Regions from separate parts of the Homo sapiens genome. Here all the other regions are linked to region 2. A link is a contact called in ENCODE Hi-C or POLR2A ChIA-PET data. All regions are on one chromosome and are shown on one strand. Each heading gives the region's core, a stretch centred on a gene start or an enhancer-like site at or near the end of the contact. The rest is flanking DNA. Distances are from core to core; before and after follow the strand shown.

Region 1 (3,654 bases), core at 458-2,957, 210 kb before region 2:
AGAATTTTCATGGCAGAATTTGTTGGTTTTACTTTTTACTGCTTTTTTGTTACTTTAGGTGATTCCTGTGTGTGTCTGTGAGTATGTGTGATTACAGAACCTGTGCTATTTCCTCTTCCCTCCCAGCCTTTCTCACTTGGTTCTGTAATAAGTGAACTTGTGCCTACAATTAACATCAAAACTACACAATGCACTGCTCTACTATTCCACAGTGATCACTCCCCTTCCCACCCTGCACAACAACACTATCATTGAGACATGAAATAATCAATTAATGAGGGAAAACAACAAAAGACTTTGTTTCTTCTTACAAGACAGAGAAAGCTGAAGGAATATTATCCTTCCTAGGGCCATATTGAAAATGATGAAAATGTGTTGTGTTTGGTGTAGATGTCAAATGTTTAGGAAGACACAGAACTAATTCAACTGTATACCTCCCACACACTTACACAAACTGTTTATATTAGCATGAATGGTTTGTTACATGCCCAAGAACGTTTGGGGCACCATTTACAATCAGGGATGAAACTAATCAGAGTAACGTACCACCTGGAGTTGCTTTTAGCAACGGTGTGGTAACTGAGACCAGAAATAATGAACAAATTTTTTTTTGTTTTTTTTAATTGACGGTTTTAGTTTTGTGTATTTCTCTTTTCCCTTCCAGCAGCCTTATATTATACCAAAATGAGAACACAATCCTGTTCAACTTATGACTTATGAAGAATACTGAGAAAATCTAAATATAGTGAAAAACAAATGACTGTCACTGATAGTCAGGATAAAATATTTCAGCCTTGTTTTTTAGAGGATGAGGTTATTTTACATATCCCAAATTAACCTCAACAGGAAAACTGCCTTTTTTTGGGGTAATTCAGGAAAACAGAATGAAATTTATGAATAGCAAGAATATGCAGTCATTTAAGACAATGGACATTCTTTTTGAAAATTTTTTTAAACATCAACTTGAATCGATTAATGAGAAACAGAGGTAGACAAAGCCCAACGGGATCTGTCTTTCCCAGGCATATGTATTCTTCCTGTTAGTAGGGTCAACATGGGGAGAATAAATAGCAGTGAGCAAATACTTCTTTTTAAAATGATACTGTGCATTACAATTTATTACTAGAAGATAATTTGTCAAATGGAACTCCATTAGTAATTTTTCCTTTCCAGAATGATATAACTTTGAAAAATGAATATTATTAAATACAGGAAGTAACCTAATTCACAATGAATTCATCTTCATCATTACTGATAATGATAATCACTCACAAGACATATCCTGATGTCCTTTGCCTATTCATTCATTAACCAAACTGGTAAATCATCACTTAAATACATGGATTACCCATGAATATCAGTCATATGTCCCTGTAAGCTATCCAGCTATGTTCCACATTTTATCTAACGGGTAGGACATTGGTTGAGATTTTTGATATATTTGTAATTTGGGGGACAAAGCTTAAAGAATCATTATAACTTCTAAGCACTTAATTCTAAGTAATTCAGACTGAATTTCTCATAATGTTTGTCAGGCAAAAAAGAAAAAGCAACTTTGATATTTGGGAATTTCACAATTCTGAAATATGTGACACACAGTTCTTAAAGCAATGATTCATCCTCTAACAAATAATACAAATGAGTTTATCTATTATTTTGAGTCAACACATTCCTCCTGACATATATTTCTTCTCAAATAGCCTAAAGTTCCTTTCCAATATGTTAAACAACCATTATCCTCCAGATCTGAACTAAAAAAAACAAGGAACACATCATTGAAAGGTCTTGCCATGAGTCATTTGACAATTATCTCAGAATAATTATCCTTGGAATCCTGACTCACAAATAATATAGCCATTCAACCCACCTTCTTTGTGCAAAAGCTTAATGTGAAATGGGAACCAAGGAAATAAACGTCTGTCTCCAATATTCAGAACATCTGCATGAGTAAAAATTATTCAAAAAGGTACCATGAATTTTTAAAATGAAATGCAGCATGTAAAAATTAAGCACCTGGTCTTTTTCTTTATATTTCATTTAAAAATTCTAAATAGACTGTCACCAGCTGTACATTTTACTGCATTTTATATTATGGCAGGCAGTCAAGGTAATACTGCATCCTTTCTCATCTGAAAACCACATAAAAATTAATTTAAAAAAGAAAGAAGAAAAGGGTGGATCATCCCTTTTGTCAGGTGCAACAAGGAATTTAAGGATGCCACACAAACTGAGGAGGCCATAAAAATGGTGCAAAAAGAAATTAAGAAATTTTATTTCAAATGAAGTCCTTGAGATAAAGGAAAAGAATATTGTTTCATTTATTGTTAATTCAAACTTCCTAAAAGAGTCATAGGAATTAGATAAGAAATTTCATTTAGCTTTGGAGAAATGATGTACTTAATTTATAAGTAAAATCTGGGAAAATACATGAAGATGTCATCTTATTGGCTATTTTTACTCATATAACCTAATGAATCATCAACCAACCAAAAAGAATGTACATGCTATAGCCAGGAAGCAACACTTTGTAAACTTGATCATTGATTGGCACATACTGTAGTACTGATACCAATCCAGTTTCCAGATTTTTAAGAGAAACAAGGGATAACTGGCAGAAAAAAAAATCCTAAGATAAGCAAAAATCATTAAGTCTCAAATTGGCAGATAAACTTAGATTGCAAGTGGCATTTCTAATTGTTTTGCACAAACCTTATTTAGAAAGATTTTTAAAGTTTGCCTCTTTAAAAATATTTTTTCTGTAACATTTTAAATATTTACTGATAAAATGCTTACTTTATAAAAACGCAGAAACAATGTTTTTTTAATTTCTATTTGATCAGTTTTTTCTATGTCTATAATCATGTGATATGAACATCAGTCTCTTTGATATGACTGTTTAAAGATATAGAAATTCCTATATCTTTATAGTCTCTATCCTGGAATCACGTAACTCCAGTTTAAATCCAACTTTGTCATCCATGCCTCAGAATTTTTTTTTAATCACCAAGTATGTACCGAGCACTAATGAGTGCCAAGTACTGCTCTTGGTGACAAGGATAAAAAGTGAGCAAAACAAATATGGCTCACACCCTCTGCTTCATCTCTAAAATGAAAAATAGCCTTGAGAATAGCATCTTAATAAATGTTAGTCCCTATTCTAGTGTCTCTGCATCTGTTGTTAATGGAAAGTTGCAAGCTCATGCAGAATCAATACCAGATAGATAAGGTCCTTTAGGTGAGTGACAATATGCATGCGTTGTTTGGATTTTGGAAAATATTCATTGCCTCTAACAACAATTTTTTCTGTAGTCCTAGTAGTCCTAGTTACATAATAAGATATGAAAATAAGATATTACTGTATTTCCAGTTTTGAAAGAAAAGTTGAGTCTTTTTATTTTTTTATGGTGCTTGTTCTTTATGAGAAAGCTAGTTTATTATGGTAATTTTAGCCATTGCTTTAACCACAAAAAGATATATAAAACTTTTGTTCAAGAACACTCCTACATGATTTTAGCTCATATACCCATCATCTGAAAAAACTGAAATTCCTTTTCTACTAAACAACTCAATTATCATTTAGAAGCTTTGAGACATGCAATAAATTATTGGCTAGAGGAAAAATGTTTATTGTTTAGAAATGCTATGAAATACTAA
Region 2 (4,162 bases), core at 246-2,745:
TAGAGAAAAATTTTAAAATTAGCCAGGTGTAGTGGCATGTGCCTGTAGTCCCAACTACTCGGGAGGCTGAGGTGGGAAGATCGCTGGAGCCCAGGAGTTCGAGGGTGCAGTGAGCCACGATGGAGCCACTGCACTCCAGCCTGGGCGACAGAGTAAGACTCCATCTCTACATCAAACATACACAAATAAAACACCTCCATGAATTAAATCAGTTTTACAGACAAAAGAAATGAGGCTTCGATGGATTAAGGAATTTATTCAAGGAGGTATATCTAAAACTTCCAACCCAGGCATTATTCCAGATGAAAAATTTTAAACCACTTACAGGTTCTCTAAAGTCTAAGCACCTTTGCTTTAGTTTGCTTAAATTGTTGAAATCAGAAGAGAAACACAACACATGACCTTCTAAGAACCAAACAGATTTTAGAAAAGAGATTAAATGAGGGACTGATATCCCAACAAATTGCTTTAGGAGAACTGAGATCCATTCACAATACATATAGAAAATAAAAAAAGATTGGCTCATTACTCCAAACATTTATTGAGCGCCTACTATTTTCTGAGAACTGGGGTTACAATAAGATGCGATTTTAGACCTTGAGCAGCTAACTGCAAGGAGTGAAAGTGACTTTTTTTTTTTTTTTTGAGACGGAGTCTCGCTGTCGCCCAGGCTGGAGTGCAGTGGCGCGATCTTGGCTCACTGCAAGCTCTGCCTCTCGGGTTCACGCCATTCTCCTGCCTCAGCCTCCTGAGTAGCTGGGACTACAGGCGCCCGCCACCACGCCCGGCTAATTTTTTGTATTTTTAGTAGAGACGGGGTTTCACCGTGTTAGCCAGGATGGTCTCGATCTCCTGACCTCGTGATCCGCCCGCCTCGGCCTCCGAAAGTGCTGGGATTACAGGCGTCAGCCACCGCGCCCGGCCAAAAGTGACATTCTTTACTGCCGGCTGTTTGATGACGTCGGATTTGTTTCAAGTCTGTTTCTCAACAAGGACAAAACTGCCTTCCACGCGATGTACAGAAGTTGTAGGGCTTCCTCAACACAAGCCAAATTATGTTTACAGCGACCCTAGTGAGTTTTCCTGCTCGGACCATGACAGACTTGGTAGAGTGAAGACATGGTTTCTCGGCAGGCCAGTCCACGCTCCGAGGAGCGCTCAAACTGGCGCGTTAGGAAGTGTATTCAAATCGCGCGCTCTGGCAGGGGCTTTCGGGGGCTCACGCTGAAGGATCGCGGGGCACTCGTGAGACCTGCCGCCTGGTCTGTGCGTCAGGCCGCCCTGGCTTCTAGTAATTGGGAGAGTACAAAGCATCCCTTGTTGACCCTTTGATCCTAGGTGGGCGATGCCCTGGATTCCTACCTGCCTACTGAAACTCTGGCGCGGCGCCTTTCCAAGGGCGGCCGCTACTTCCTGGTTGGTTTGCCCTTAACTGACATGGCGGCTAGTTGCCTTCGGCGCACCACTGCGGCTGCTCAGTAAGCCAAGCTAGGGCACTCTGGTGTACAGCCAGTCCCCGCCGCGGAGGTGCCGGTGGAGCCTGGGACCGGGCGAGTCTCCGCCCCGCTTTTGCAGCTAGGGGTGTGTTTCAGGGGGGATTGGGGCAAGCCAAGCAGGCGAGGACCCGGGCCTGTGCCGCTTTGCCTACCCCTCATCCCTCGGCACCAAGGCTACTTGAGCCCCAGGGTGTTTTTTCCTTGTTCCCGCCACCTCCTGGTCCCTGGCCCAACATGATACTGACCAAAGCTCAGTACGACGAGATAGCCCAGTGCCTAGTGTCTGTGCCGCCTACCAGGCAGAGCCTGAGGAAGCTGAAGCAGAGGTTTCCCAGGTAAGTGTCCATCTCTCCCCTCTCACAGCCCTTTGCCTGCAGCAGCAGTGCCTGGGCCGCCCAGGCAGCGCTTAGGAACCACGTGTCACACATGAGTGGGGAGGAACACCAGTGTCAGGCGTTAGGAGGTCGAGGTTGGCGAAAAAAGGTTTATTCTTTCACTCGCCTTCCACACAAAACTCTTAACGGTGAGTTCATGGCAGCCTTCCAAGGCCTTGCAATTAAATTCAAGTCAACAGATATTTATGGAAAACGTGGTACGTGCTAGGTGATGGGTGAACATAGTAGGTGCTTCATAAATGACCAGAGGTTAATTGACAGATAGTAGGAATGAATGATGGGTGGGAATATGAATTGTAGATTCGAAAGGAGCAAATGGAGGACCCTTTTCAATTGGCCGTTGGAAACAAACAAGGGAGCATAGAGGTAAAGCGGCTTCATACTGTTTGACTGTGGCTTGTACTGTTAACTGTGGAATTAAGTGACCTCAAGGGTTCTCAATCCAATCAGAGAGCAGGGTACCCAGGGATTCCACTCTTGGGTCATTGGCCATTTGAACAACCAGATCTAAAGTTTCTCCATATATGTTATGCATACACACATTCCGGGTGTATTTCATACTTCCTCCCCCAAACACTTCTTTTTTCAGCGATTTTAGAATTATCCAACTTTCTAAGAAAGGACTTTGGGAATTATGTAGATTTCTCATTTTAATGAAGTGGAAACTGAGACCCCAACATTACATGAGGAACCAGTTGAGGACAACCAGGTCACTGTATTTATGTTGTGTTAAAAGCAGAGAATGTTTGTTTACTTTTTTCCTAATGAAAAACCAAATCCAAACCTGTACCATTTTGTTTTGTGGCACTGAGCATGGTTATTCCTAATGGAGAGCTTCCCCATCCTTGACGTATTCAGTCCCTGAACAAACACGACAGAAGTAATTTCTTGAGAAAAGAAAGGTAATTGGATAATAGGTATCAAAGTACAAATTGAAGCATAAGTTTAAGTTCTGTTATGACTTTGCTTTTTGAAGGACTTGGTTTTCCTAGTCTGTAAAATGAAGGAGTCTCTTTTCAATATTATCCAGATTTGATTTAGGGCAATATTTATCCCTTTATAGCCTTTAGTATTTTATCAGACTTGCTAAGAAGGAACAAAATTGACACATAATTTAATTTTCTGTCATTAACTCTTGCCAGTTCTGCACATGAACAGTGAAATGGGTGAAGACTGGTCAGCCAAGGGAATAGGTAGATTTTTCTGGGCAGTTTTAAGAAAGAGCATACATTTTGATATTCTCCTCTCACTATGTATGCAATCACTTGTAATTTTGCTTTTTTTTCTCTTCCTCTCCCTCTTTTTCTCTTTTTCGTTCTTTTCTCTAGCAAATACCTTGTCTTCTCTATAATAAGTAAGTGTCTGTTACTTTAATCAACACTTACAAAAGCCTCCCTTCTGTCTGGTGTATTCTCTTATGCTCTTTTCTTTCTTATTCATGATATACTCAAATCTTTTTCACTTCTCCCAAATGCCATACAGGGAATAAATAACAACTCTCCTTCCACAGGAAACTTTATTTAGAGAGAGCTGAACTACTAATCCGCAAAAGAAGGGATTAAAGAGCTATTTAGGGCTGGGTGTGGTGGCTCACGCCTGTAATCCCAGCGCTTTGGGAGGCCGAGATGGGAGGATCACTTGAGGCCAGGAGTTCCAGATCAGACTGGGCAACGTAGCAAAACCCCGTCTCTAATAAAAATCCAAAAAATTAGCTGGGTGTGGTGGCATGTGCCTTTAGACCCAGCTACTCAGCTACTCCTGAGGCTGAGGTGGGTGAATCACCACATCAAGGTGATTGTTACCTTGTTGCATTACAATCCATTGGCCTATTTTGAACTTGAATGGATCTTTTACCCATGCCTGATTTGTTATCATCGTGCATTATTCCTTTGTAAAATGTTGCTTGTGAGTTGTGCAGATCTTACAAATGTCACCTTTCATTATACAATATCAAAAAATTACATTTGTTAATATCATCTCTAATCTCATCAGAAGTCTGTAAGATTTGAAGCTGTCAAGCTTGTGGTGATGGATATGAGCATTCCAGTATTTGAATTTTCCCTTGAAAGCTCAAATTTTATCATTGGCAACAAATGCTATTAGTTGTTTTCCTTGAAATGACAGGCTCACATTGTTTATTTTTGAGAAAGTGTCTGCCAGATACTTAAATCTGAATAATATACTTTGTTATCATTAATTCAAGTAAAAATGGTGTTCCCTAGAAAAAGTAGCTAGTTCAGCTCTCAAACAGTCATACAAGTGCTTTCCTGG
Region 3 (3,598 bases), core at 427-2,926, 230 kb after region 2:
AGAATACAGAAAGCAGTTCTGTTTTTAGACATGCTTTTACTAACCCAACATTCATAATTTATTATTTCACTGTAAAATTCCTGCAACACTACACCAAAAGTAGTGCTGCCCTTTAATTAAGTGCCCTCGGTAGGAAAAACGTGAAACTGATGTGCAAAACATCTCTCTGTGTGCAGTGATTGATAGTGATTACATCTTTATGAACCCAGCCTAAAGGTCTCAACTTCCTGATGGGTGAAGTAGTCCATAGGGCCACTTCCTGAGTCTGCCTGGCGGGGATCAGTCACTGCTAACAAAATTGCAGATAATTCAGAGGGCACAACTTAGAAATGCTGAGGTTTTATTAAGCCCGTAGCGATCTATACTTTGTCACAAGCCTATATGACCTTATTCCTCATTTCCGTAAGCACCAATGACCAAACTTTATGCTGTGTCCACACTTAAAGAAGTTGTAATGCAGAGAGTAAAGGGACCCAGTGTGTCATATGGATGACAGGAGGTACTTCCAGCCCAATGGGTGCATAAGTAGAACAGTATAGCCAGAAGAGGACCATAAGTTGTTGCATTTTTTTAAATTCTGTTTTCAAACATTCTTTTATTTTTCTTAGTTGCTATTAGGCAAGTTTAATTTTTTAAATAGTACCATTAAATGTTAGACTTAAATCCCAAGGCTGGCATTCCCCAGCTCATTCCTGTTTGCACTGTGAATCTGTCCTCCATCAGCTAGGTAGTCACATCAGCCCAAGCTCATAACACCTTACTGAAAGGTAAGATTCAGAGTTTCCATATCTGAAATACTTCAGGTTTCTGGAAAGAAAGGGAACACATCCATCCGAGAAGGTAGTATGTGTGTTATGTGAACTCTTTGGTATAAGTTTGGCTATTTTCAGTCACAATGGTAGCAACCAAAACAAAAATTTTGTGCAGTCCTGTCATTTAATCATCTTATCAGTGCCCCAAGGTGACTTTTTTCAAGAGCTCTGTTGATACCATGTGTGTGTGTTATTTTCTGGTGTTTTTACAGATTTGGGCCAGGCTTAGTCATCTATTGGTATGGATTTATCCAGGAGCTGGACTGCAACCGGGAAAGGGGCATCCTGCTCAAAGCCTGTTTCCCCACGAACATTGTCACCTTATGCCACAGCATAGCTTGACCCTGAAGATCCTGGAAGAGAAGCTGGGAGGAAAAGGTGAATCCGGAAGCAATTTTACTTTCCTGCACTGTAAGATCCTGGCAACATCTGCCCTGAACTTCAGCTGAACTCTTGCTGCCCGTAGTCACACCACTACCTCTTTAGACAAACATATCAAGAGTTTCTGTTTTCCTTCATCCCTTGCTGATGTGAACAGCCAAGAACTACAGACACAACCCACTCATTATCAGCATTTCTGTCTCTGTCAAACAATTAGTTTATAGATAGTCATAATCTTTCTTTCTTCCGGATGGTTTATCCTTGTATGCTGAACAAAAGAAAAAATGTGAAGACTGAAAGGTGTGATTTTTCAATTCTCCTCCCAGTTACCGAATCACCCTCTTATTTTTTTTTCCCTAAGCCTCCGTTCACTGTCTCTCCCTCTCCCTTTCTCTTCATGTGCACTCACAGAGACCCAGCATTGCATTACCATCGTGGAATAATCTAGCGCAAACCTAGGAAAGCTGAAGCCACAAAGTCCAAAGCCACCTTTGTACTCACCTGCAGAGCTCCAGAAGACCTTGATGGCAGCCTGCCTATGCTGTGTGTTTGCTATATTCAATCTTTACGGCTTCCTGACTTCTGTGACAGTAAGCCAAGTGCAAAAATACACTTGATGAGAATTTCCTCTTTTAATAATGTTATTTGAACACCACATATTTTAGATTTATCTTATTTGAAAGTATTAGTTCCATTGTGCCTGGAAACCACACTCCTTTAGATTGGGGGCCGAGAGGCGACAACCCAACATTGAGGAGAGTTTATTTTTAAACATGGCTAGTTGTCAGTATGTACGTGAGCTAGTATTTTTATGAGTCGAGTTTTTTAAAGGCACATTCTGTATACTGCTTAGTATATGCATTTTATACCATGTAATTATAAAACACTCGAGTAAGTTCAGCATTAGAAATGTTTAGCTTTGTATGAACTGAGTGTGCCAGAAATAAACCTGGAGCAATTTTTAAATAAGCAAAATAAAGGAGATTTTTCTATTTGTTCACTTTAATTTATTCACTTTTGTGTACTTTTATGTACTGCAAATCAGATTTCAGTCTAAAGCGAAACATCAGTAAGTTAATAATAAACCTATCTTTTGGGAAGTTGAATATTAATCTGTACCCAAAACGTATTTAGTAAAATATTTGCCCCCGCCACCCTGCCATGCTGACATAACAACTTTTATAATGTTGAATAGATGATATGGGAAATACTAATAACAACAATGTAATTTTTGCAGACAGCTTTAACTTATATACATTGCTTGATTTTTTTCAAAAGACTAAATATGTCATTTATACTTTGTTTATTTTCTACCAAAGAAGGTTTGTAAAAATATGCCTGCTGCTTTTCCTTTTGAAGGACACAAACCTGGTCCCAACATGTGTGGATTTTAACTCTGAGTGGGGTGCATTAAATCAAAAGAGAGAGGCAGAAGATGAAATGCTAAAGAAGGGTCAGGCAAACTTCTGTTTCAGTATAAAATTCATCATGCAGGCTTCTGAGTGAAATAGAATGATTTGAAACCACTACTGTATTGCCTGGATACACACACACACACACACACACACTTTATACAAAAATGTTAAAAGCAGGTTTCCTGGCATGTTCTAAACTGTTTTTTCTTTAGGAATAAATTACATTTATCTGCACAGATGTTGAAAATCCTGTTAAACCCTTGTCAAGGATTTGTTTATTTTACATTAAACAAATTTATTATGATGAACGTGAACAAATAAATTAAAAAATAAAAAAGGTACTTGCGTTTTGTATTTATTCTTTTACCTGCTGCCCTGACATAATGTGTTGTGAGAAGGTATTGGTGTTCCTAGCAAAGGCACTACCTCCTCTTTATGAATGAGGCTTTAAAATCTGGCCCTTAAAAGTGAGAAAGAACCCAACAGTAAACTGTACACACTACAATAAGGTTACAAATTAGTCAAAAGTAAGTTTTTCACACATAAAAACTAATGTGATAATTATACTACTTTTGAATTGGAGCTGTATGGGAGAGAAGAGAGTAATGTTCCCAACTGGAAGCTTAAAGTCTCCTTGGTTTGTTTCTTTTTCTGTTAAAAATACTTGTCTGTGTTCCATCTCTATGCATTGTCTGCTTGCTGGTTTTTTTAGTTTAGACAATATAAACATCAGCCCCAGAAAGTAGACACGGAATGACAACTTATTTTTATTGCTGTCATCATTAGAACATTAACATTAAAGCCAAATCTTGTTTTATGGTGCATTCTGCACACTATGCTAATGAATTATGCAAAGCCAGAAAGCAGGAGCGTGTGTAAAACGTAAAACTGAATGACGTTCTCCCTGGCATATGCAGACTTGCCAAGCATCTGCCCTCACAAACACATAGGCGACCATTTGAAGTCTGGAAACAGATCAACTCAAAGCAA

The links. A loop is a pair of places that touch in the nucleus more often than their neighbours do. ChIA-PET counts read pairs that join two places held with the same protein, here RNA polymerase II (POLR2A). Pooled maps may share reads with other maps.
Region 1: a loop to region 2 is called in a pooled map, with 2.4 times the contacts of the local background. The contact joins the enhancer-like site here to the promoter of CDIN1 in region 2. A Hi-C loop is called at or near these places in 1 of 168 maps with a recorded cell type or tissue (tibial artery) and 1 of 50 pooled maps. POLR2A ChIA-PET finds 5 or more read pairs at or near these places in 2 of 52 experiments (HEK293T and Panc1).
Region 3: a loop to region 2 is called in a map of endothelial cell of umbilical vein, with 5 times the contacts of the local background. The contact joins the enhancer-like site here to the promoter of CDIN1 in region 2. A Hi-C loop is called at or near these places in 5 of 168 maps with a recorded cell type or tissue (Caco-2, PC-3, endothelial cell of umbilical vein and 2 more) and 2 of 50 pooled maps.

What each region holds. Positions count from the first base shown.
Region 1 is chr15:36,369,209-36,372,862 of GRCh38, forward strand. No RefSeq gene overlaps it. Among named protein-coding and RNA genes, the nearest start is that of CDIN1, 210 kb to the right of the region's middle. RefSeq lists an enhancer at 1,324-1,493. Within about 2 kb of position 1,708, at least 3 of the 41 ENCODE cell types and tissues checked have a DNase peak (open chromatin) inside an H3K27ac peak, as active enhancers do.
Region 2 is chr15:36,578,131-36,582,292 of GRCh38, forward strand. It overlaps CDIN1 (CDAN1 interacting nuclease 1), which reads left to right and starts at 1,496. Exons shown (of 11, transcript NM_001321759.2): 1 at 1,496-1,831. The coding sequence starts at 1,731. RefSeq lists an enhancer at 1,615-1,734.
Region 3 is chr15:36,807,300-36,810,897 of GRCh38, forward strand. CDIN1 (CDAN1 interacting nuclease 1) reads left to right here. Exons shown (of 11, transcript NM_001321759.2): 11 at 1,025-2,945. The coding sequence ends at 1,154. It also overlaps the pseudogene CSNK1A1P1. Among named protein-coding and RNA genes, the nearest start is that of MIR8063, 160 kb to the right of the region's middle. Within about 2 kb of position 1,677, at least 5 of the 41 ENCODE cell types and tissues checked have a DNase peak (open chromatin) inside an H3K27ac peak, as active enhancers do; they include prostate gland, where a contact is called at or near this core.